2 separate regions of the Mus musculus genome follow, and region 1 is linked to region 2. Evidence: chromatin loops called from intact Hi-C (ENCODE). Cell type or tissue: left cerebral cortex. All regions are shown on one strand. Each heading gives the region's core, and the rest is flanking DNA. Links, peaks and the distances in the headings are about the cores only. Region 1 has its middle 34 kb from the start of Mir98. Region 2 holds the start of Ribc1 (RIB43A domain with coiled-coils 1).

Region 1 (12,062 bases), core at 3,628-8,627, 68 kb before region 2:
TGTTCCTACCTTCAGTGCCCCAAAACTTGAATCATCCTAAGTAAAGCTGATCTGCCTACAGATAGCTTGGTCCCAGTGTGGTCATTCACAAAAACCTTCTCACAGAGCTTCCAAAATCCACCCTCCCAGCTCATCATCTCTGCCCCCACTGCCCTTGTGGAACATATTGGCCAATGATCCACATGTTCAGCCAAGGCAAGAACATGGCAGCATCCAGGCAGGCCTGGCACAGGAGGAGCTGAGAGTTTTTATATCTTCATCTGAAGGCTGCTAGCAGAATACTGACTTCTAGGCAGCTAGGATGAGGGTCTTAAAGCCCACACCCACAGTGACACACCTACTCCAACAAGGCCACACCTTCAAATAGTGCTACTCCCTGGGCCAAGCATATTTAAACCATGACAAGGAGGGAGAATTTTCACAACAAATGGTAAATGTATGTTTTTATGTCTCAAAGTATTAAGAAAGAAAATCAGGGGGCTGGAGAGATGGCTCAGTGGTTAAGAGCACTGGTTGCTCTTCCAGAGGTCCTGAGTTCAAATCCCAGCAACTACACGGTGGCTCACAACCATCTGTAATGAGATCCAATGCCATCTTCTGGGGTGTCTGAAGACAGCTAAAGTGTACTCATGTAAATAAATAAAAAGGAAAAAAGAAGGAGAGAGAGAGAGAAAGAGAGAGAGAGAGAGAGAGAGAGAGAGAGAGAGAGAAAATAAGTATATAAAAAAATGTTAGAACCATGTAAAATTTTAAATGGTTTTAGTAAAGAAGTGTTCATGTACAAAGATTAAAATGTCTAGAAGTTTCCAGAATGGAAAAGAAAGCATTATAAAGATCCAAGTAAGTTATTAAAGATATGTAAAAGATGAGACTTAGAGATGATGCATGACTGTGTTAGTTCTTTTTCTATTGTGATAAAGTACCATGGCCAAGGCAACTAACTAATAGAATGAAGGGATTATTTGGGTTTATGATTCTAGAGGGATAAGAGTCCATGATAGCAGAGCAAAGGCAGCAGGCTTAGCAGCCACAACAGTAGGCTGAGAGCTACGTCTTGAACTGCAAATAGGAAGTTGTGAGTCTCTTTGGTCATGTGGATCATTGGCCAATATGTTCCACAAGGGCAGTGGGGGCAGAGATGATGAGCTGGGAGGGTGGATTTTGGAAGCTCTGTGAGAAGGTTTTGTGAATAACCACACTGGGACCAGCTATCTGTAGGCAGATCAGCTTTACTTAGGATGATTCAAGTTTTGGGGCACTGAAGGTAGGAACATCCAGGATGGGCAAAGGTCATGGCTGGGGGCCTTAGGGTACCCAAAATGCCTTTAATATGAGGAAGCATTTCAGGAATCTTAGGTGCTAGCTTAACAGGTTTTATCAGGAGAAAAGAAATTGATCCTGCAATCTAATTGAGTCTATATGTCATTCCTCAGGTAGAGGCATGTGTAGAGGCTTAGAATTCCCCAGACAAGATCAGAGAAGGAGAAGGAGAGGCCATGCTACTGAAGGGATTCTGCCATATTAGCAGGGGCTATCTGGGCTAATTGACCTTAATTAGCAGAGTTTTCCCAAAGAAATGGAAGAGAGAAAGCTTGTGGTTTTTTAAAGCTCCAAGCCTGTCCCCAGTCATGTACTTGTTCTTCCAGCAAGGCCACACCTCCTAAATCTACTCAAACAGCACCACCAATGGGGGACCAACTATTCATATCTGAGCCTATGAGGGACATTCTCATTCAAACCACCACAATGATCTTAAAATGTATAATATGTCAAACCTCTGCTTAAATCAATAGAGCTATTGATTGGCTTTCAATAACAATGACAAGGACTGGCTTAAAGGACAAAAAGTGTGTATGTGCAACCAAAGTTTATTTAGAAGTGTTTGTGTTTTGCCCAAGCTTTTTCTAAATATTACATTACACAATAGTTAAAAGTGTCTGACTGGTGTCACTGATCTTCTGGATGTTCAATAACCATGTTTGGAAGCTATACTAATAGGATCAAAGGGATTAAAAAGGGAAATATTTTCCCTCTTTCCAGGCCAAGGTCAACTAGATCCCAGGGAATTGTGGGACAGCTTTCAACATCCATTATAACTGTGGAAAGTCACCAGTTCTCTCATTCGGGGCCACCTTGGAGACCCTCACCTGATGGACTTTAACAAATGTCCAGTCTACAAAGATGAAGTCAACACAAGGATATTTTTCCTCTATGCTTTAGGGCAAAGGCATGGTCAAGCAAGTTCTTTGACTTATCTTCACATAGCTGGAACAGCTGGTAAAAGAAGGCCAAGTGACCTTTTGAGGGTCAGATCCTCCAGTGACCATGACATTTGAAACATGTGGTTTAAAATGTGGTCTTTAGAAAGTAAAACCAAACACTAAAACAATTGGTAGGCTTTAAAAACAGTTCAAGTGATCCCACTCCCCAAACAAGACTTGAATCCATATGGGATATTGTTTAAGACAACTATTTCTCACTGGTGATTTTCTGCTTCATAAGAAAAAAATGCTGCCCAGATATAAGATGTCAGACCTGGGCTCACTGCAGCACCTACCTACCAAAACAGATAGGCCCAGACTTGTTTTGACCTAAAATTAAAGAATTTGTTTTCTCTCCGAATGTACATTCTACATGCTGATTCTAACCTCTTTGACAGCTATCAAAAATGATGAAAGAAGGTGGTACTTTGATCACTGCTGAGTCTAGCCCTGGAGGCCAAAAGAAAAATGAAGAGGAGCTCAGTAGATAGATAGTCTTGTGAGCCCATGAAGACTTGGATTTGGATATTTCCTCTCCTGGCTTCTCCTGATTCTCCTGATTCTCTGCCTAGGCTGACTCTTGTCTTTACTTCACGTCTCTTTGCAGACACTTGTCAAGGGCTTCCTTTCCTACATTTGACAGGTAGAATCTTTTTTGTTTGTTTGTTTTTTCGGGACAGGGTTTCTCTGTGTAGCCTTGGCTGTCCTGGAACACACTTTGTAGACCAGGCTGGCCTCGAACTCAGAAATCCGCCTGCCTCTGCCTCCCAAGTGCTGGGATTAAAGGCATGCACCACTACGCCTGGCTCAGGTGGAATCTTTTAGTTTGGCCCTCTGAAGGGTTATCCCCCCCAAAAAATTACCACATCCAAAGCCCCAAATTAGACTGGAAGAAGTCAGATTGGTCACTGCCCAAATCCCCCCAGTGGCAGCTAGGGTTACCTCTTTAGAAGCAAGGGGGATGATAGGAACAGGACTAGGCAGTGTTGGGTAAAAAGACCCCAAAGAAGAGTAACCATGTTCTTTCTTGTGAAAAAGCCAATATATACATATACATATACATATACATATACATATACATATACATATACATATACATATACATATACATATACATATATATACATATATATATAAAATCTTGGTACACCTGGCAGTTCTTGACTAATCTGATTCCTAAACTCCACTAGGCTTCTCTTTTCAGACAGGATAATAGCAAACTAGCAGTAAGAGGGATGCAAAGTAAATAAAGTGATGAAAAACTAGCAACAAAGGCCGTTAGAACAAAACTCCTTCTGCTCAAGGAAATAGAATTGCCAACCAGGGTAAGAACCTCACATACCAGCTGAGTAAGGTGAATGGCTTGGCTATAGGACCATCTTAAAACATGCTTAAGTCTCTGCTCCTCCCTGTTCCAGAGACAGCCGCATCTTCTTGTGCAGTGCCAGCCTGTCCCGTAGACAAAATGGTGAAGGTCGGTGTGAACGGATTTGGCCGTATTGGGCGCCTGGTCACCAGGGCTGCCATCTGCTCTCCACATGGCAAAGTGGAGATTGTTGCCATCAAGACCCCTTCATTGACCTCAACTACATGGTCTACATGTTCCAGTATGACTCCACCCACGGCAAATTCAACGGCACAGTCAAGGCCGAGAATGGGAAGTTTGTCATCAACGGGAAGCCCATCACCATCTTCCAGGAGGAGACCCCGCTAACATGGGGTGAGGCCGGTGCTGAGTATGTCGTGGAGTATACTGGTGTCTTCACCACCATGGAGAAGGCCAGGGCCCACTTGAAGGGTGGGGCCAAAAGGGTCATCATCTCCGCCCCTTCTGCAGATGCCCCCATGTTTGTGATGGGTGTGAACCATGAGAAATATGACAACTCACTCAAGATTGTCAGCAATGCATCCTGCACCACCAACTGCTTAGCCCCCCTGGCCAAGGTCATCCATGACAACTTTGGCATTGTGGAAGGGCTCATGACCATGGTCCAATCCATCACTGCCACCCAGAAGACTGTGGATGGCCCCTCTGGAAAGCTGTGGCGTGATGGTCGTGGGGCTGCCCAGAACATATCCCTGCATCCACTGGTGCTGCCAAGGCTGTGGGCAAGGTCATCCCAGAGCTGAACAGGAAGCTCACTGGCATGGCCTTCCGTGTTCCTACCCCCAATGTGTCCGTCGTGGACATGACGTGCCGCCTGGAGAAACCTGCCAAGTATGATGACATCAAGAAGGTGGTGAAGCAGGCATCTGAGGGCCCACTGAAGGGCATCTTGGGCTACACTGAGGACCAGGTTGTCTCCTGCGACTTCAACAGCAACTCCCACTCTTCCACCTTCGATGCCGGGGCTGGCATTGCTCTCAATGACAACTTTGTCAAGCTCATTTCCTGGTATGAAAATGAATACGGCTACAGCAACAGGGTGGTGGACCTCATGGCCTGCATGGCCTCCAAGGAGTAAGAAACCCTGGACCACCCACCCCAGCAAGGACACTGAGAGCAAGAGAGAGGTCCTCGGTTGCTGAGGAGTCCCTGTCCCAACTCGGCCCCCAACACTGAGCATCTCCCTCACAATTTCCATCCCAGACCCCCATAATAACAGGAAGGGCCTAGGGAGCCCTCCCTACTCTCTTGAATACCATCAATAAAGTTCGCTGCACCCACAAAAAAAATGCTTAAGCTTTCTTTTCCATAACAATAGTTTATAGTTACTAGAGACTTCAAACAGCCAACATATGCTGGCTAAGGTTTTTTAAAAAAAATCTATATCAAAGAAGGGTGAATAGTGACAAACTTTAAAAAAAAATCAAAGTTACTTAGTCTGGCAAAGATTCCTATTTCCTGAACTTTCTCCTTTCTTTTTGTGCCAACTAGCCAATAACATCAGTTTGTGAAGTTAAACTCTCACCAATGGGAGGAGATGCAGTTACCACCTACTTCAGGGATAAAACATGGGATCCATGTTAGCCCATGTGTCAGTTGCCCCATTTGGGTTTGGGTACACCCTTTTTGATAAAAGAATTGTCTTGCCAAAGTCCTTATACGTTGTGTGTTTCTTTGTGCAACACTGAGACCATTCATTGTTTCTGACAACACAAATTCAGATGTGTGTAGAATGGTGTACAAGGAAGCTGGTCAGCCAAAGAGGTAGACTGTTGCCTGCCAACCTCCCCCCCCCTCTCCGGCTCAGGTTTCAAATTCAATCTTTTTTGTTTACTCTGTGAAAATGGATCTGATTGTTTTAAATATTTTTTCCTTTGCTGGGTGGCACTGATGCTTTACCAGTAGAGGGCAGTGGAAAGAAACTTGAAGGAGGAATTTGCTTTCTTGTGCACAATCTTAAAAGCAGAGCTGTGTAGCACTTGCAACTTTTCCAGTGCCTAGTTAAAAGGGGACAATTTCACACTGCCTGTTTAGAAGCTCTTGCCTGACCCTCCTGAGTTCAATTCAGGAAGGAAGAGAGGGGAGGAAGAGAAAGGGAAGGATGGGAGGGATATTTTCTCCAAAAGCGGGGCTAAGGAGCCAGGAGAGGTGACTCAGAAATTAAGAACACTTGCTACTCTTGCAGAGGATCTGAGCTCTATTCCAAGCACCCATATGGTGTCTTATATCCATCCAGTTCTAGGGCATTCAACACCCTCTTCTGAACTCCATGGGCACCAAGCAGGCACACAGTGCACATACATACATGCAGGCAAAACATTCATACATATAAAACAAATAAGCAAATCTAGAAATCATTTTTATAAAAGGGCTGGAGATGTTATCAGTGCCAGAGCACCCACTTAAGTATGTGCAATGAATGCTATGGTTCCAACCACTAGAGAAAAGGGGGAAAAAGGAGAGGTGAGGAAGAGAGGGAGAAAAAAAAAGGAAGGAAAGAGCCAGGGGTCCGACTATCACTGGCCATCCCTTCTGATGCATGGTTACCAGCAGCACCTAGTAGCCAACTGCTATTTGGAGTAGCTGTTGAATAATTTAGCAGTTTTCCTGAGTCCTAAAGCATTCCCAACTTTATTCCCCAGCTCTTGCACTGCATGGCTAGCAGTACTAGATGCCAGCAACTTTCCCTGGCACAGCAGTTGGAGGCAGAAAGCTGCCAGTTAGAGTCCTTCTGCTACGGTTTGAGTGTCCTCCAAAGACTCACATGTTGGGGGCTTAGTCTCCACCCAGGATGATGTTAGTATAGTGGAATATGCATATTATCTCAGCGCCCAGAAAGCCTAAGTTACATAGTGAGACCCTGTAAGCATACTGGCTGCTCTTCCAGAGGACCCTGGTTCAATTCCCAACACACACATGGTGGCTCACAACTGTCTGTAACTCTGGTCCCAAGAGATTCAATTCCCCTTTTCTGACCTTTTTGAGAACCAGACATTCACGTGGTACGCATATATACATACAGTCAAAATACCCATACATAGTGAAAAGAAAAAAATGGGAGGGGGTGTTTACTTCAGCAGTCCGGAGGCAAGCTTTCTGAAGTCAAGCCTGGTCTGGTCTACATAAGAATTTCCAGACCCATTAGAGCTACACTTTGAGAATCTGTCTCAAAGACAAAACAAAACAAAAAACAAAACGAAGTTGTGTTGTAAGAAATTCTAAGGTTTCTAGGCAGTGGTGGCGCATGCCTTTAATCCCAGCACTTGGGAGGCAGAGGCAGGTGGATTTCTGAGTTCGAGGCCAGCCTGGTCTACAGACTGAGTTCCAGGACAGCCAGGGCTACACAAAGAAACCCTGTCTCAAAAACAAAACAAAACAAAACAAAACAAAAACAAACAAAAAACCAAAACCAAAACCAAAACAAAACAAAAAAAAGAAGAAGAAATTCTAAGGTTAATTGATAAGGTGCCATTAGAAGGGCTAGGAAATCCTGCTCTCTTTTTTCTTATCTGGCAATGTGATGGCTTGCTCCCACACATTTTCACAATCACCATGAGGTGGATATCAACAAAGGGAATTCTTACTATAGTCTGTCCTATGTTGTCTGGGATTTCACATTCAAAAATGTGAGCTATATAAGCCTTAAAGGGGGCTTAATTATTCTTTATGTGTGTGTGTGCTTGCCTATATGTGTGTGCACCACATATATGCAGGTGCCTTTGGATTCAGAAGAAGGCATCAGTTCCCCTGGAAACAGAGTCACAAGCAGTAGTGAGCCACTTGGTGTGATTGCTAGGAACAGGACCCAGGTCCTCTGCAAGAGTGGAAAGTACTCATGACTGCTGAACCCTCTCTCCAGATGTTAAGCTTATTCTTTTTAACATTAGCCTACCTTAGGCAGGTCTTTACAGGAAAAAAAAACCTAACTAATAAACCTCCCTTGAATTGCCTTCTTTAGCATCTTAGAGAGCGACTTTCTGCAAAGTTTCTAAAAGCAGATTTCCAGCAAGTTCTACCGTTTGATATATACCACATTGCTTCCAGTAAAGCCTGGGTTTCAGCTATGAGTACAGGGTGGCAAAACCCTTGAGGGAACCACCAGTTCCTCTTGACTATTAGTCAGAGAGAGAGACAGAGACTGATAGAGACAGAGAAATAACAATTTTGATCGTGTTTGTACTTTTCAGTGCTTTCTTGAGTATATGACATACTTTGAGATAGGATTCTTACTATGTAGCCCAGGCCAGCCTGGAACTCTGAGATCTCTCTGCCTCTTAAGTGCTGGGACTAAAGGTATCTACCATCACTCCTGGTTATTACATATATTAATAATAGCATAATGTCCTTTTCTTCCTATTCTATCATCTATGTCATTTTCTTGGTTTACCAGATAGGTGCTTATCTTTTTCTCCGTCTTTGCATGCCTGAAAATTTTACTTTGCACTATAGTTTATCTTTCATTATTAATAATAACTATCATTATTTGTTGTTCTGAAAATTGGACCTATGGCCTTTATAAATTTTTTATTATAATAGTTATTTACCTGTGTGTGTGTGTGTGTGCCAAGAGTCAGTTCTCTCTTTCCACCATGTAGGCCCCAGAGATCAAACTCAAGTCATCTGACTTGGAACCAGGAGCCTCATCTGCTGAACCATCTACCAGGTGACCTTGCACATGCTGGGCAAATGCTCTGTCACTGAGCCTATACCCTAGCCATATGCCTGATAACTTTTGTTGGATAGCAGACATGAATACCACCTTTTTTGGTGCTGGATTTTTCATATTTAAATTTTGGTTTGGTTTTGATTTGGGACACTGATCCATGCATGGGGTGATTTTGTTTTGTTTTGTTGTTATGTTTTGTTTTGTTGTTTCTTTTCATTCAAACTAATGAAGATTATGCCTCTTGATTCTAACACCTAGTCTGTGAAATTTCCTCACCTGTGAATGCTCATCAAAATTCAACTGGAGACTTGAAAGCCACCCAGTAGAGGTCTCCCAGGCTTGCTTTGTCTGTGCAAGAATTGCCTCTGTGTTACTCTGTACTGTTGTGAGAGTCCTAGCTGCCATTATCTTCTAAACTCAGAGGGAACCACCAGTTCCTCTTGACTATTACTCAGAAATCTCCTAAGGAACAGGAGAGAGACAGAGACAGAGAGAGAATATTATCCATTACCTATATTATCATATTAGATTGGCAGCTGGCATGAACTAAATATATAGCCATAGTGTCAATCTCAGATTAGAAAAATCTCACTAGTTACTCAGTCGAGGAAACTGGAAGCCTTAAAACAGGTCAGACCAATAACACAGTTGAATCTTAAAGCTGCAGGCTTGCAAGATCACTGGAGGGTCACTGCTGCCAACTCCCCAATCCAAGGTTGAATGATTTGAGCCTGAGATCTATGGGAGGTGGTGGCAGCAACGATAAGATGTGTCCACTCAAGCAAGGTCAAGTTATGCATGCTTCCCCTTGCACTTTTCCTAAGTGTGTTGTTGTTATTAGTTACATTTAATCTTTGATAATATCTGAAATGTATACAATGCATTCTGATTACTCTCACCCTCCACTCTCTTCTCCATCCTATCCTTGTCAACCCTCCTCCTCACCACAATTCCCTTTCCTACATCCATGTCTCTCTTTTTCTCTTTTAATGTTTTGTGTATAACCACGGCCATCTGTGTGACCATGGGTGTGGAGCCTGGTGGGCTCATCAGTAAGTACACAACTGAAGACAATCACCCCACCCCCTGCAAGAGTCTGTCGGCTATGAGACAGGGTCTTATTATATGTACCATTTGACCTCAGGTCTCACTCTATAAACAAGCTGACCTCAAGCTTACAGTGATCCTCCTGCTTCCACCTCCCTAGTGCTAGGAGGGTTAAAGGTGTGTGCCACTGTGCCTACCCCCTCACTTTTGTTTGGATGGCACCACCCGCATTCAGGGCAGGTTTTCCTGACTCCGTTTCACTGACCCACATGCCAATGACTCAGCAAACAGCCAGAAGTATACTTTACCAATTTTCAAGGTGCCTCTCACTGCAGTGAGGTTGACATCCAGGATTAATCACCATGCCCTCTCTGCACCACTTCTGGAAACCCTCCAAACCATCATGATTCATTCTCCCCAGGAGCACAATATCACACTTCCTGTGGCCTCAGATCTGGAAACTTTTGTTTCACATATACTATCTGGGTTTTTTTTTTTTTTTTTTTTTTTTTTTTTTTGTTCAAGACAATAGAGTAATCTACTCCTTGTTACTTCCTCACGCAAAGAAACAAAATTTCTTCTTCTAATCTGCATTGTGAGATTTTGGCTTCTAGAACACAATGTTCACTCATTCATATAAACCATCTATATTCACAACATCTCTGAAAGTTGGGGGGGGGTCACTTTGCTGTCCTAATTGGAACATAGATGCTCTTTGTTTTTTGTTCTTTGTTTTTGACAATACTGCAGCTTTCTCAAACCATTGCTGTTCTTTTTCTCCCACCAGTAATTCTAAAATGATGAGACCTTCTGGTACTTCATGTATGATGCCCCCAACCACACATACCAGAACATGCTCCCTCCCTCCTAGGGAAATCCCACTGCTCTGCATGCAGTGCCCACAGAGTCATAAAAGGGTGGAAGCCAGAAAAGGGCTTTGGACTTAGTCTTGTGAGGTCACTGTGTGGGCATTGGTGATTGAAGTCAGGTCCTCTGGAAGAGAACTCTTAATTGCTGTGCTATCTCTCTAATGCCAGACAAGACCTCTTTTTTTAAAAAAATATTTTTTTCCATTTTTTATTAGGTATTTAGCTCATTTACATTTCCAATGCTATCCCAAAAGTCCCCCATACCCACCCACCCCCACTCCCCTACCCGCCCACTCCCCCTTTTTGGCCCTGGCGTTCCCCTGTTCTGGGGCATATTAAGTTTGCGTGTCCAATGGGCCTCTCTTTCCAGTGATGGCCGACTAGGCCATCTTTTGATACATATGCAGCTAGAGTCAAGAGCTCCGGGGTACTGGTTAGTTCATAATGTTGATCCACCTATAGGGTTGCAGATCCCTTTAGCTCCTTGGGTACTTTCTCTAGTTCCTCCATTGGGAGCCCTGTGATCCATCCATTAGCTGACTGTGAGCATCCACTTCTGTGTTTGCTAGGCCCCGGCATAGTCTCACAAGAGACAGCTACATCTGGGTCTTTTCGATAAAATCTTGCTAGTGTATGCAATGGTGTCAGCGTTTGGATGCTGATTATGGGGTGGATCCCTGGATATGGCAGTCTCTACATGGTCCATCCTTTCATCTCAGCTCCAAACTTTGTCTCTGTAACTCCTTCCAAGGGTGTTTTGTTCCCACTTCTAAGGAGGGGCATAGTGTCCACACTTCAGTCTTCATTTTTCTTGAGTTTCATGTGTTTAGGAAATTGTATCTTATATCTTGCGTATCCTAGGTTTTGGGCTAATATCCACTTATCAGTGAGTACATATTGTGTGAGTTCCATTGTGAATGTGTTACCTCACTCAGGATGATGCCCTCCAGGTCCATCCATTTGGCTAGGAATTTCATAAATTCATTCTTTTTAATAGCTGAGTAGTACTCCATTGTGTAGATGTACCACATTTTCTGTATCCATTCCTCTGTTGAGGGGCATCTGGGTTCTTTCCAGCTTCTGGCTATTATAAATAAGGCTGCTATGAACATAGTGGAGCATGTGTCCTTCTTACCAGTTGGGGCATCTTCTGGATATATGCCCAGGAGAGGTATTGCTGGATCCTCCGGTAGTACTATGTCCAATTTTCTGAGGAACCGCCAGACTGATTTCCTGAGTGGTTGTACAAGCCTGCAATCCCACCAACAATGGAGGAGTGTTCCTCTTTCTCCACATCCTCGCCAGCATCTGCTGTCACCTGAATTTTTGATCTTGGCCATTCTGACTGGTGTGAGGTGGAATCTCAGGGTTGTTTTGATTTGCATTTCCCTGATGATTAAGGATGTTGAACATTTTTTCAGGTGCTTCTCTGCCATTCGGTATTCCTCAGGTGAGAATTCTTTGTTTAGCTCGGAGCCCCATCTTTTAATGGGGTTATTTGATTTTCTGGAGTCCACCCTCTTGAGTTCTTTATATATGTTGGATATTAGTCCCATATCTGATTTAGGATAGGTAAAGATCCTTTCCCAATCTGTTGGTGGTCTTTTTGTCTTATTGACGGTGTCTTTTGCCTTGCAGAAACTTTGGAGTTTCATTAGGTCCCATTTGTCAATTCTCGATCTTACAGCACAAGCCATTGCTGTTCTGTTCAGGAATTTTCCCCTGTGCCCATATCTTCAAGGCTTTTCCCCACTTTCTCCTCTATAAGTTTCAGTGTCTCTGGTTTTATGTGAAGTTCTTTGATCCATTTAGATTTGACCTTAGTACAAGGA
Region 2 (12,062 bases), core at 3,577-8,576:
GGCAAGTAATCTCAGTCTTGTACAGTTACTCATTACCCACTCACCCCCATGACTCGGTTCCGCACATTGAAGAATCGGCTTTGGCGTTCCTTTTCACGATTTCTTCTAGCTTCAATGGCTGCCAGCTCCCTGGGATCTGATACAAGGTCTAATTTATACATCTGGAGCAACGAGAGGTAGAATGGCTCTTTAATGCTGACATTGTCCTTGACTATACCATACCTTCATTTCTTTCTCTCTTATAACATCTCACTAGCTATGATCCTGGTTTTACTTTCTGATGTTTTATATCTTGATTTTACTTTATGACGTTTCATTATCTGTGTCTTCAAGCTCTGCTGTCATCACACTAAGTCAAGCTTCGGTCTAACGTCAGACAATATTCCCGGAATCCCTGATGGCCTTTGTTAATCCATGTTAAAATTCTCTGAAAGCAAGTCTCACTATTGCACTCTTTAAGTTAAAGTGCTTGTAAGCAGAGAATAACAGACTGCAGAATGCTCACCCCTAAATGGGACCTCTATATCACGTCCCCTTTTCAAGTCTCAGTAATCATTGTACAAGGGGTGGAAAGATGTAAGAGTCAGGGGTGGTGGATGAATACAGGAAAATAGTGTCTTCTGCACATACCAGGGGAAGCTGCATGTCTGAATTCACAGATATCTTGTTACCATGCATAAACCTGTGTAAGCTCGAGCCAGACTGTATCCCAGCATGCAAAAAGGAAGGGGGTATGAGCCCCCAGTCCTAGTGAAAGAGCTGTTGGCAATAGACAGCTGCTGGGAGGGGAGAACCCACTCTTTTTATTTATTTATTTGTTTGTTTGTTTGTTTCTTTCTTTCTTTAAGACAAGATTTCTCTGTGTAGCCCTGCTGTCCTGGAACTCACTCTGTAGACCCGGAAGGCTGGCAATGAATTCAGAGTTTGCCTGCCTTTGCCTGGATTAAAGGTGTGTACTAGGCTCTGCAAGCCCACTCTTGAGTTGACCAGGTTCCAGTAGAAGGCCACAAATCAAATAATATGTTTTCAGCACAAATTAGACTTGATGGGTGAAAAAAATTAAAAGCATAGAAAGTTGGGTGGGCAGGGAAAGGGGGTTGGGTCTGAGAAGGATTGGAAACAGGGTGACGATGATCAAAACACAAAGAACGAAGAAAATCAAAATCAAAATCTTCATAAACAACTTTAAAGTAAATGTCTTCCAAGTGTTTAAAAGACCAGAAAACAACCCAGGGTTGTTTGAAGTTGTAATACTTTAACGGTCTTTAAGGACTAAGATTACAACTACACCTATCTTAACTTGGGGAGCTGGTATGTTGGTTTCTGTTTTATCAGGCTTCCAAACTTAGATATGGGCTATATATTGTTCCTTGTTTATGCCAACTATTTCAGCTACAAAATGGTTAGTGGAAGTTATAGCTATAGAAAGAAGTGGAAAATGTCGAGAGGCCAGTGTACCTGGAGTACTATACCCAAGAGATAGTGGCATGAGACAAATTAAAAAGGTGTGTAAGGACTGGCTCTTTGAAGCCTATAGTAATGGGCCTGGAGTGTGGTGAAGTGCTTGCTAGCATCCATGAAGCCCTGGGTGTAATCCACAGTACCATGTAAACCTGAACCAAGTAGTGCATGCCTATAATCTCAGTACTCGGGGGAGGTGGAGGCAGGAAGATCACAAGTTCAAGGTCCTCTTCAACTACAGAGTAAGAAGCAGTCTCAAGAAAAGTGTATCAAGGGCAGGTGAAATGGCTCAGTGGGTAAAGATACTTGTTAACAGGCCTGATGATCTGAGTTTGTCCCCTGGTCCCACATGATAGAAAGAGAACCAACTCCTACAAGTTGTCCTCTGACCTCCACATGTACATACCCATGTGCCCCCCCCCCACTAAATAAAATGTAATAAAAAGTTTGTTTTTAAACCATCTCCAAAAAAGACCCTGCTATGAGTTTGAATTTCAATGTAATGAGAGGTTAGGGGAGGATTTCAAGGAGGTAACACTAGAGAAATAAAAGGTTTATGTTTGTAACCTGCCCCCCCAACATGTCAAAACTGGGCTTCCCAAAATATGAACGCATCTGGGGTTGATTATCTTACTAGATAATAAGTAATAAAATAAAGGGGAAATGGTATTTCAGAAAAGAAAGCTGCTTGTTTGTGTGATGAATGGGCAATAGGAAACAATTTGGAGGAAGCTAGAAGGCCAATGTAGAGACCACTTAAGTTAACCAAAAAGATAAGGATAGTGGCTTTGAGTAGGGCTCTTTTAAAGAAGGCTGAAGAAATGGCTCATCATTAAAGCTCACACCTACCCCCCCACACACACACACACACAAAGAATGAGGTGAAGGCTGTGTTAAAGAATGTTGCCAGGGCTGGGGGTAATGGCTCAGTGAATAAGTGCTTGCTAGCAAGCCTGAGGACCTGAGTTCAGATCCCTAGTCCAGTGAGACCCATTTTGGTATTCTGCTTTCCAGAGCTGTATGAAAGTAAGTTTTTATGGGTTTATTAAGTTTGGGATTTTTTATTATAATATGAAACTAATATAGCTTCTCAGCCAGTATTTATTGCAAGATGAACTTAGCTTATCTATAGCCACCAGCCCTCTGTACCTATTGAATAGTCAAGTGAGATACAATGGGGTGAAATAAAATACAATATTCAAATCACACAGGGGTCAGGGAGATGGCTTAGTGGGGAAAGGTGCTTGCCACCAGGCCCGGTGAGTTCAATCCCTTGGATGCACATGATGGAAGGAGAGAACCTTTGTTCCACATGGTGAAAGAGAACTGACCCTTGTAAGTTCTCTGACTGCTACACACACACACACACACACACACACTCACTCACATAATAAAAAAAAACTAAAACAGTGGTGGTAACCTCTGTGTCTGCACACATATGCACTTACACGGCAGCGTACTTGTGGAGGTCTTAGGACAACTTGCAAAAGTTAGCTTTCTCCTTCCACTATGTGGAATCCAGAGAGCAAACAAACTCAAGTCAGGCCTGGCTGCAAATGCCTTTACCTGATAAGCCATCTTATCAGCCCATAATTACTGACTTCAATAGATTTTCCTTTATTGTTAATGAGGTCTCACGCCTTTTCATGTGGTCAACCGTTTTGTTTATTGCTTTGTGTAATGTCTACTCATCTTGTGTTCCTTTTAGGGATGTTTTGTATACAAAATGTTTACTTTTCACAGATATATTAAGTAAAGTTATACCTATCTGTTGGGTACTTTGTTTCAATGCATACATATTTTATGTAGCATTCAAATTAGGGTAAATTTATCTCCTTAAACATTTTTCTTTTTTTTCCAAGACAGGGTTCCTGTCTGTAGTCCTAGAACTTTCTCTGTAGACCAGGCTAGCCTTGAACCCAGAGGTTTGTCTGCATCTGCCTCCAGTGCTGGGATTAAATGTGTGCTCTACCATGGCCCAGTAAGTGTTCCTATCCACTGAGCCCTCTTCTAGCCCTCATTTCACATCCCAATGGTGAATTTTGGTAAACTTAAATTTAGTCATATGTGCCCATCTTTTTCTTTGAAAGAAGCGTTTCTAGTCATTGAAGAAATTTCTTATAAGGTATGTTGGGTCAAACCCATAATCCCAGCAGTTGGGAGGCTGATGTAGGACTTAAAAATTGGAGGCCAATTTGGACTAAATAGTAAGTTACAGGCCATCATGTTTTAAAAAAATCATAGGTGTTCCCAGAAGAAATGAGTTATTAAATAAAAATCTCAATGCCAAGTTATTGGTAAGGGAGGTTCCCAGAGGAGCCTAACACATAGGCTACTGCTGCTTTCTCTTGGTTGTTCACCATAATTAGATGCTAAGAGCCTAGTGCTAATGGCATCACACACTTAGCTGCTGAGAATAGAGAAATCTGGGACTGACAAGGCAATTTCCTCTAGGCTGACTAGCTTTCAAGAGTTCCAGGTGCTAGCCAAGTCACTAGGGTAGAAAAGACATCTTACCCAGCAGTGGACCCTGCATGCTATAATACCAACCTTCCAGGTAAGATGTGCCCACTGGTGTAGTAATGGCATGACTATTATAGGGTGTAACCAACCACTCTGATTAGATTTGAGACCTGGTTCTGGTCCACAAAAGGGAATTCATGCCTGCTACTATAAATCTGGTCAAACGTCCATGTCTGGGCAGGTCATAGGCCCTAGGGGGAGAACCTACTAGTACTGTTTTTCTAAATGGTCATTTCTGTCAACCTGCCTTCTAAATATCTGTATTTATATTCATAGTTTAGTGCTGCTCTCCAAGGAGCTTCTTTTTTCTCTAGATAAGTTTATGCAGAAACTCACAACGCTCAAACTGTTGAGAATAAGTGACTAGAATGAGTGCCTAGCCCTAAATGAGATGTGTGTGTATCACCACTACTCCAAAGTTCAGGGGCCGTTATGCTACAAGGACTGGACAGAATGGAAAGAGCTGGAGGATGGAGGGCAGTACTGGGAAATGCTGCCTTTTAGATATGACAGAGCCATGCACTTGTGAATTCACAGCAGCTGTGGTCACCTGCAAGAGACCTGTACAAGACCGGTAAAAGAGCAAGCCAGTGAACCTTCCAGCATGGATGGACGAGGCTCCTTTCCAGTTGAAGAGCTATTAGAAGTTGATACCTGCCAAGGAATTGTCAATTTTCTTGCAGGTGCATACTATGCACATGTGGGTAGGACCAATTGGACTCTGAATCACAAAAATGTGTGGGATACGATGGGGCTTTAGAGGACAGATGTTGATATGAGGGTGGATATGACCCATATTCATTGGTACATATATGAAAGTATAAAATAAAAATAAAAAACTGGCCAGGTGTGGTGGCACACGCCTTTAATCCCAGCACTTGGGAGGCAGAGGCAGGTGAATCTCTTGAGTTTGAGGCCAGTCTGGTCTACAAAGTGAGTTCCAGGACAGTTAGGACAATGCAGAGACCCTGCTCCCCCCCCCCAAAAAAGAAGAAAACCAAATCAACCAAACTACAACAAACAGTAAAACAAACAACCTCTCCATATTCTAAATTTATAAAGATACTCTCCTATATATTCCACAATTCCTAAAGTTTTGCCTTTATCATTTGTTTTGAATCCATTTGAAACTGGATTTTGTATATATTTAGAGATAGGGCTCCAATTTAATTTTCTCCCAAGCTACATTTAATCTTTGAAAATTAAATAGTAACTTTTAAAAATGTATGTGAGATTTCAAGCCTCTGATGATTTTATTCCCTCATGTTGCCTGTGACTGGTTTCCCAAAAGAGCTTCATATCAGATTCTATCAACTGAGCTTTCTCACCTTCCTAGACTCTTTAGGATTCTTCCCAGCTTTTAGACATTATTTAAAAATAGTTACAGGAATAGGACTAGAGAGATGGCATGGTGGTTAAGAATACTTCCAGTTCTTTCAGAGTTCTTTGAGTACTCGTGTTAGGTGGTTCACAACTACCTGTAACTCCAGCTCCAAGGGATCTGATGCCTAATGTCTGTGGCTTGTGCACACATTTGATCACGCTTGCACTTGCACACAGTTACAAAGCCGGGCAGTGGTGGCACACACTTTTGATCCCAGCAGGTGGATCTCTGAGTTCGAGGCCAGCCTGGTCTACAGAGTTCCAGGACAGTCAGAGCTAGATGGAGAAACTTTTGAAAAAATAAAAGAAGATACCCAGGAATAGCTGTGGAAACCACCAGACTCTTTCCATATCTAACTGAAAATGGCACTAACCCCGGCCTATAAAGACAATCTGTTGTCACAATAGGGGGATGATTCAGTAGACATCCTGGGCTGCTAAGATCATGACTATAAGGTGATAGAAGGGGAATGAAAGAATGAAGAAAAAGGGGATGGAAAAGAATTGGAGAAGGACAGGGTATAAAGGAGAGAGAGGAGAGAGGAAGAGAGGGGGGAGAGAGGAGAAAAAGAGGGAGGGAGAGGGAAGGAGGGGAGAGAGAGGGGGGAGAGGGAGAGAAAGAGGGAGGGAGAGAGAGAGGTGAAGAGGTGGAAATGGGGGAAACTTGATGTAATGGAGGGAAAAGGACAGAGTTGGAGCGAGAGAGGGAGGGAGGAGAGAGGGAGAGGGAAGGAGAGGAGAGAGAGGGGAGGGGGAGAGGAAGGGAGAGAGGAGAGAGAAAGAGAAAGGGAGGGAGAGAGGAGAGAAAGGGGGAGGGAAAGAGACAGAGGGGAAGTGGTGGAAATGGGGGAAACTTGATTTAACAGGGAGGGAAAAGGACAGAGCTGGAGCACTGGCTTAAGGACCTGGACTCCTAGTGTTCACACAAGATACCTTTCTCAGTACAGAATTCCAGTTTTGAAGCTCGAAAATGGATTGGACCCAAGTTGACTCTTGGATTTACAACGGCAGTCTTTAAATTCTGCTTGGAGAAATAAGAGAGAAGCAGACGATAGGGGCAGTATTTCAGAACACAGCCTTTCCCAACTTGTATCTCTGTTGTCTAAGAGATACTCTCATCGTCCTCACACTCTAAGCTCGCCTCATCTAAGTCCTCCCTTTGATCCCTCTTCCATCCCAAACTGCCCACCCTTCCGAGGGCGCCTTCCCATTCCCGACTGAATCCTTGGCTGAAGCGCTTCTCCCCGTCTCCCCCCTTGCTGGCTAGACTACAAACCCCAGCCGAGCTTCTGCCTCCCACTAGCTCTGGCAGAACCTTGAAGTGACTTCTTTCCCAGCAAGCGTGGGCTCAGACCCCGCCTGCTTGCTCTGATTTCCCCCGAAGTGATCAGAGCACTAACGCTTCCCGTCCTAGTTGGCGGCCACTTCAACAGTTGCTGGGTAACTACGTAGAGGGGCGGGGCCTGAGCGCCCAGCGCGTGCTCCAGCCGGGCAACAATTCAACAAAAGCGCTATTTCAGGCGGAAGTGACCATTTCTGGCCCCGGAAACAGGAAATCGTGATTGGCTTGGACTTATTATCGCGAGGCTTACTGTACACCCGGCTTGCACTGCGCTATTTCCCGCGCGGGCTAACCTCGTTCCCAGGAGTAAGGCGCGGCCTTTCCTACGCCAGCGCCGCTGTCATGGGTTTCCTGAAACTGATTGAGATCGAGAACTTTAAATCGTACAAGGGTCGACAGATTATCGGACCATTTCAGAGGTTTACCGCCATCATTGGACCCAATGGCTCTGGTGAGATTAAAACCGGCTGTGGCCCTGCGCGCGTCCCGGTCCGGTTCCCCCTGCTTGTCTGCAAAGTAGTACAACCTACCCCCATGCAACCCGAGACATTGTGAACCCTGAAATGTTCCTTGATCCTCTTGGTGGGGCTTGGATCTGAACTTGCTTTCCCTTTTGGCATACACTGAACTCGAGTCTCTTCCCAACTGTCAGTTGGCGGAGTTCGGCGCAGACCCCCTCTGGCCCGAATGGTATGGGCCGAACCGTGCGTCGCCCCGCCCACTACCCCTCCCGCCAAAAGAGGCGTTCCCGAAATTTGCTGCCAGTTGTTTGGCCCGCGGCTTCCTTCCGGTCTGCATTGTTCCACCTTCCTAAACTTGTTTGACACCTCTGGGAAAATTTGGGAACCGTAACTCTGCTTTGGCGTCCGATCCCAAGCTGTGTACTTTGTGCTCTACTCAGCCCTCCCCGCACCCGCACCTCCCGATGGAACGCTCCACTCTGATTCCTTTCCCCCCCCCCCTCTCTGCTGTGGCACTTTTGAATTTCTGACCCAGCGTTCCGCTCAGCAGCGTGGGATTGCGATGCCCCCCACCCCTCCGCATGCCCCCCACACGCCTAAGAGATTGTTGCTTTGATTTGCCTTTTTCCTACCAGAAAACCGTAAATAAGCCTGAACTTGTTCGCTTGCCAAATTGGTGGAGGGTTTGGGGTTTTATCAGTTAAGTTTATGCGGGGAGAGCAAATCCGAGATCGCGGGAAAGGAGAAGCAAAGTACAAAATAAGATAACACTTAGGCCATTATAAATGTTTTGTAGAAAAGGGGTTAGGCTGATAAGTTAGAGTGACTTTGATAGTAACCCTACTTTTTCATACTTAAGCCTACTATTTCATATCTTAGTTTTTGCTGTATAGCTCGTAGTTTCCTCTCACCCATCTCTAGAAGTATTCGTTATGAATCTTTGCTGTGTTCCTCCACTCCAGAGATATTCTAGTTTACTCATTTTCTAGCCTGCTAGGCCACCCTTACCTTGAAGTAGCTCATAGCGAATACCTTCACTGGACTCTTGCTTGCGGTTTTGTTCTCTGTCTAGAGCATTGTTTCCTAACACTAGCTCTTTAGCCACACACTTTCTCTGTGCGGTTGGTTCTGTGCATTGTAGAATGTTTAGCTGTTTTCCTGACCTCTCTCCACTAAATGACAGCACCTCCACTCCCCTGAAATGCCCATCAAAAATGTGTTCGGACAATGTCAGAGTTTGGAGTGCGGGTGGGGGTGGTAATGACGGGTTACTTACTTCCCCTACTACGGTTTAAGAACCACTGGCCTAGAGGGTTGATGCTTTGAGTTCCACTAAATTTCTTAGGATTTTGGTCTTGTGACTCTTGTAGAAAATGCTTGGTTGTACCACTTGTTGAAATCGAGTTCTCTCAGCGTTGTTAGAATTAAAAATCCAGCTGTTTGGAACAGGCCTGGGTTCTTACCTCTCTATTTTTTGAGGGGGAGGGGTTGCCAGACAGGGCTTCTCTGTGTAGTCTTGACTGTCCTGGAACTTCCTCTGTAGACCAAGGTGGCCTCCATCCCACAGAGATCCACTTGCCTCTGCCTCCCTAGTGCTGGGATTAAAGGTGTGTGCCACCACTGTCCCACCTTTTGTTTGTTTGTTTGTTTTGGAGATAATTTCTTATGGCCTCAAACTCTTAAATCCTCTTGCCCCTACCTCCCAAGTGCTAGATTTATAGCTGTGTTTTACCACACCTGCTTTCTGCCTCTGCATACCCTTCAAAGCTTGGCACCATGAAGCATTTTTTGATCTCTGATTCCCACTTTGTAAATTTATTTTTGGTTACACATTTATGGTACATTTTTTTTCATCTTCATCACTAGTGCATGAGTGTTCTCAAGATGCCATTCCTTGAGATGTTTTATTGGTATATAGTTATTGTTAACATTTGCATTAGAAGAATCTTTCCAACACTTAATGACTATAGTAAAAGAGGATTGTACTTGTGAGATGTGATCCTTGAAAATCAAGGGAGAAGTCCAAAGATTGGAAATTGGTGGTTACAAGACTAATTCCAATTTATGTGATTTACTAGCTCTGCTGCAACTGGAGAGAGAGTTGACTCCAGATTGAATACTGATAGATGTGCCACTTATTGAGCACCAAGTAGATCTTGGGTTTTTGTTGTTCGTTTGTTTTTAAGATAGGATCTCATATCCCAGCCTGGTTTCAAATCTGACTTTCTGATCTTCCTGCCTCCATCTTCAGAGTGCTGGAATTACAAGTGTGTACTTCCACACCTGGTTTACTTGAGAGTTTGGGTTTGAGCTGAAGGTCTTGTGCGTGCCTGGCGAGCACACTCTCAGCTGGGTCAAGTCCCCAGCCCCACGAGGTTTATTTTTTAAGGTTTTAACAAACGAGTAGCAGAATGAAGGACTTTGGGCTTGAAGCCTGATGATACGGAGACTGTTTTGTCATCCTGTCAGTTGAAGTAAAGGACTCGCTGACAGTTTTAACTTAAGGAATGACTAGGTTTCTTCCGCTTTAAAGCAGAGGAAATACCTGTTTCCTAAGGCTTTTGGATAAGCTAAATTGGGTAATTAATGAGAACCTGACTCACAAACTTGCATGAATCATGTGAGGCAGTATTCTTAAGAAGGTAGCTGATTATGCATTGGTATTTTAGCAAGTATAAAGAGCCCAGGGTGCTGTCAGACAAAAGAGAAGGCTGAGGATATAGCTTTGTCTGTAAGGTGCTTGCCACATGAGCATGAAGACCTGAGTTCGGATATTCAGCGCCCACTTCAAAAGCTGGGTGTGGTGGTATATATACCCATAACCCAGCACTGGGGAGGTGGAAACAGGAGGATGCCTGGGGCTTGCTGATTAGTCAATGTAGTCAAGTTGGTGAGCTTCCAGGCCAACAGATCCTGTCTCAAAAGTAAGGTGGGCAGTTATCAAAAAAAGATACTCAGCATCAACCTCTGGCCTGCATATACACACAAAGAAGCTGCCTATATTAAAAATAGTATGCCAGTGGTATAATCTTGATAACAAATGTTAAAAGTTTGAGAATTGGTACTTGCTAGTTGTGATGGCACCTATAATCTCAGTACTAGTGTGGCTGATGGAAGAAGATTGCTATGAATTCCAGGCCAACCTGGACAGCATAATGAGGACCAGAGCTGCATAGCAGAAAAAAATAAAAAACTTAGTATTGGTTTTGTTACTCAAGCTTGTTTTCTTGTTAAATTTCTTTTTTTTTTTTTTTTTTTGGTGGTGCGGGGCTTTGGTTTTTTGAGACAGGATTTCTCTGTAGCCCTGGCTGTCCTCGAACTCACTTTGTAGACCAGGCTGGCCTCGAACTCAGAAAACTGCCTGCCTCTGCCTCCTGAGTGCTGGGATTAAAGGCGTGCGCTACCACGCCAGGTACTTGTTAAATTTCTTTTCCTCCTTGTTTGATCAAGTGAGTGGACCAAGTGACTTCAAAAAGTACAAAAAGTTTTCCAAGTATGTGACTCAGGAGTATACTAAGTTTCCACTTTTTAATTATTTTAAAAATTACTCTGTGTGTGTGTGTGTGTGTCAGAAGTTGGTGTTAGGTGTTTTTTGTTTGCTTTTGTTTTTATAACTCTACCTTATTTATTTGTTTATTTCAAGACAGTGTTTTTTTTGTTTTTGTTTTTTTTTTTAATGTAGCCCTGGCTGTCTTGGAACTCACTCTGTAGACCAGGATGGCCTCGAACTCAGAGTTCTGCCTGCCTCTGCCTCTTAAGTGCTAGGACCAAAGGTGTGCACCATCAGTCTGGCAGCTCCAGCTTATTTTTTGAGATAGTATGTCTTACCGGCTTAAAGTTCTCCAACTGGGCTATAGTGGCTAGCCAGCAAGCCCCAAGCATCCTCCTGTCCCCACTTCCCCAATGCACCACCACATCTAGCTTTTAAGTGGCACTAAGTCCAAACTCAGGTATTCATGCTTGTATGACAAGCTTAGTGCATGCATGGAGGTCAGAGAACAACTTGGCAGGAATGAGTTCTCCCCTTCTTCTATGTGGATCCTAGGAATCACACTCAGGTTATCAGGCTTGGTAGCAAGTACCTTAATCTGCAGAGCTATCTCACCAGCCTGTTCATAGGTTTTCTTATTCTTTTGCTTCTCCCCAAGTTTTGTATTATCTGAGCTCTAGTATAGCCAGTCAGTCAGTCAGTCAGTCTGTCTGTCCATCCATCTCTCTCTTTCATGTGTGTGTTTAACCATTTGAAAATCAGACATTTCACCTTTAAGTGCTTCAGCATTCATATAAAATCATTCCATCTTACCACTATTAATTTTCTCTTGTCATCATTTAGCTTGTTTTTTTTTTCAAGTTTCTATATACTTGCTCAGTTTATCTAATATATAATCAAGTTTCCCTAATTGCTTTGCAAAATGTCCATGTTTCTTGGTGGGGGCTGGGGGACAGGAGTCCAATCAGAGTTATGTTCTCAACTTGGGTGGTGTGTCACACACTTGTAATTCTAGCAATTGGAGGCAAGATGCTTGTGAATGGGAAGCCAGTCTGGACTATGTGGATGTTTTCCTTCTAAAAATAAATAACCTGTAATAATAACATCCATGTTCTATTTGCATATATCTCAGTACTGTTCTACATTCATTTAAAACATTGCCTTTATTTAGCAATGGTGATGGGACCTGAGGCCTTGTGTGTGCTTCTGAAGTTCTACCTCTTAGCTAAATTCCTGGTACAGATAGTGAGGGTTTGTTTGTTTGTTTGTTTGTTTGTTTGTTTAAAAGAGCAGGCCATTTGTATTATAGAACATTTCACAGTCTTGTTTTATTTTGGCTCATTGTAAAGCTAAGGGTGGCCTTGAACTCTTTAAAGAAAAATTTAATGTGTATGTGTCTTGC

What was found. Hi-C counts contacts between places; a loop is a spot of excess contacts. Peaks named below come from ENCODE experiments on the same cell type or tissue, not always from the same donor. Only the 100,000 strongest peaks of a DNase experiment are listed, where the experiment ranks them.
Region 1: it touches region 2 in a loop (2.6-fold over the local background); 9 of 42 quality-filtered maps call a loop at or near these places.

What each region holds. Positions count from the first base shown.
Region 1 is chrX:151,941,642-151,953,703 of GRCm38, forward strand. It overlaps the pseudogene Gm15191. Among named protein-coding and RNA genes, the nearest start is that of Mir98, 34 kb to the left of the region's middle. In left cerebral cortex, for the core only: a CTCF peak has its summit at 5,553 (motif pointing right); DNase peaks (open chromatin) are centred at 5,615, 5,811 and 6,330.
Region 2 is chrX:152,009,481-152,021,542 of GRCm38, forward strand. It overlaps Ribc1 (RIB43A domain with coiled-coils 1), which reads right to left and starts at 6,815. Exons shown (of 8, transcript NM_025660.3): 1 at 6,683-6,815; 2 at 6,301-6,388; 3 at 45-161. The coding sequence starts at 161. It overlaps Smc1a (structural maintenance of chromosomes 1A), which reads left to right and starts at 6,948. Exons shown (of 25, transcript NM_019710.2): 1 at 6,948-7,160. The coding sequence starts at 7,052. It overlaps Gm39540 (a long non-coding RNA gene), which reads left to right and starts at 161. Exons shown (of 2, transcript XR_878280.3): 1 at 161-949; 2 at 4,525-4,826. In left cerebral cortex, for the core only: a CTCF peak has its summit at 6,431; DNase peaks (open chromatin) are centred at 6,881 and 7,331; H3K4me3 peaks cover 2,173 bases; H3K27ac peaks cover 942 bases.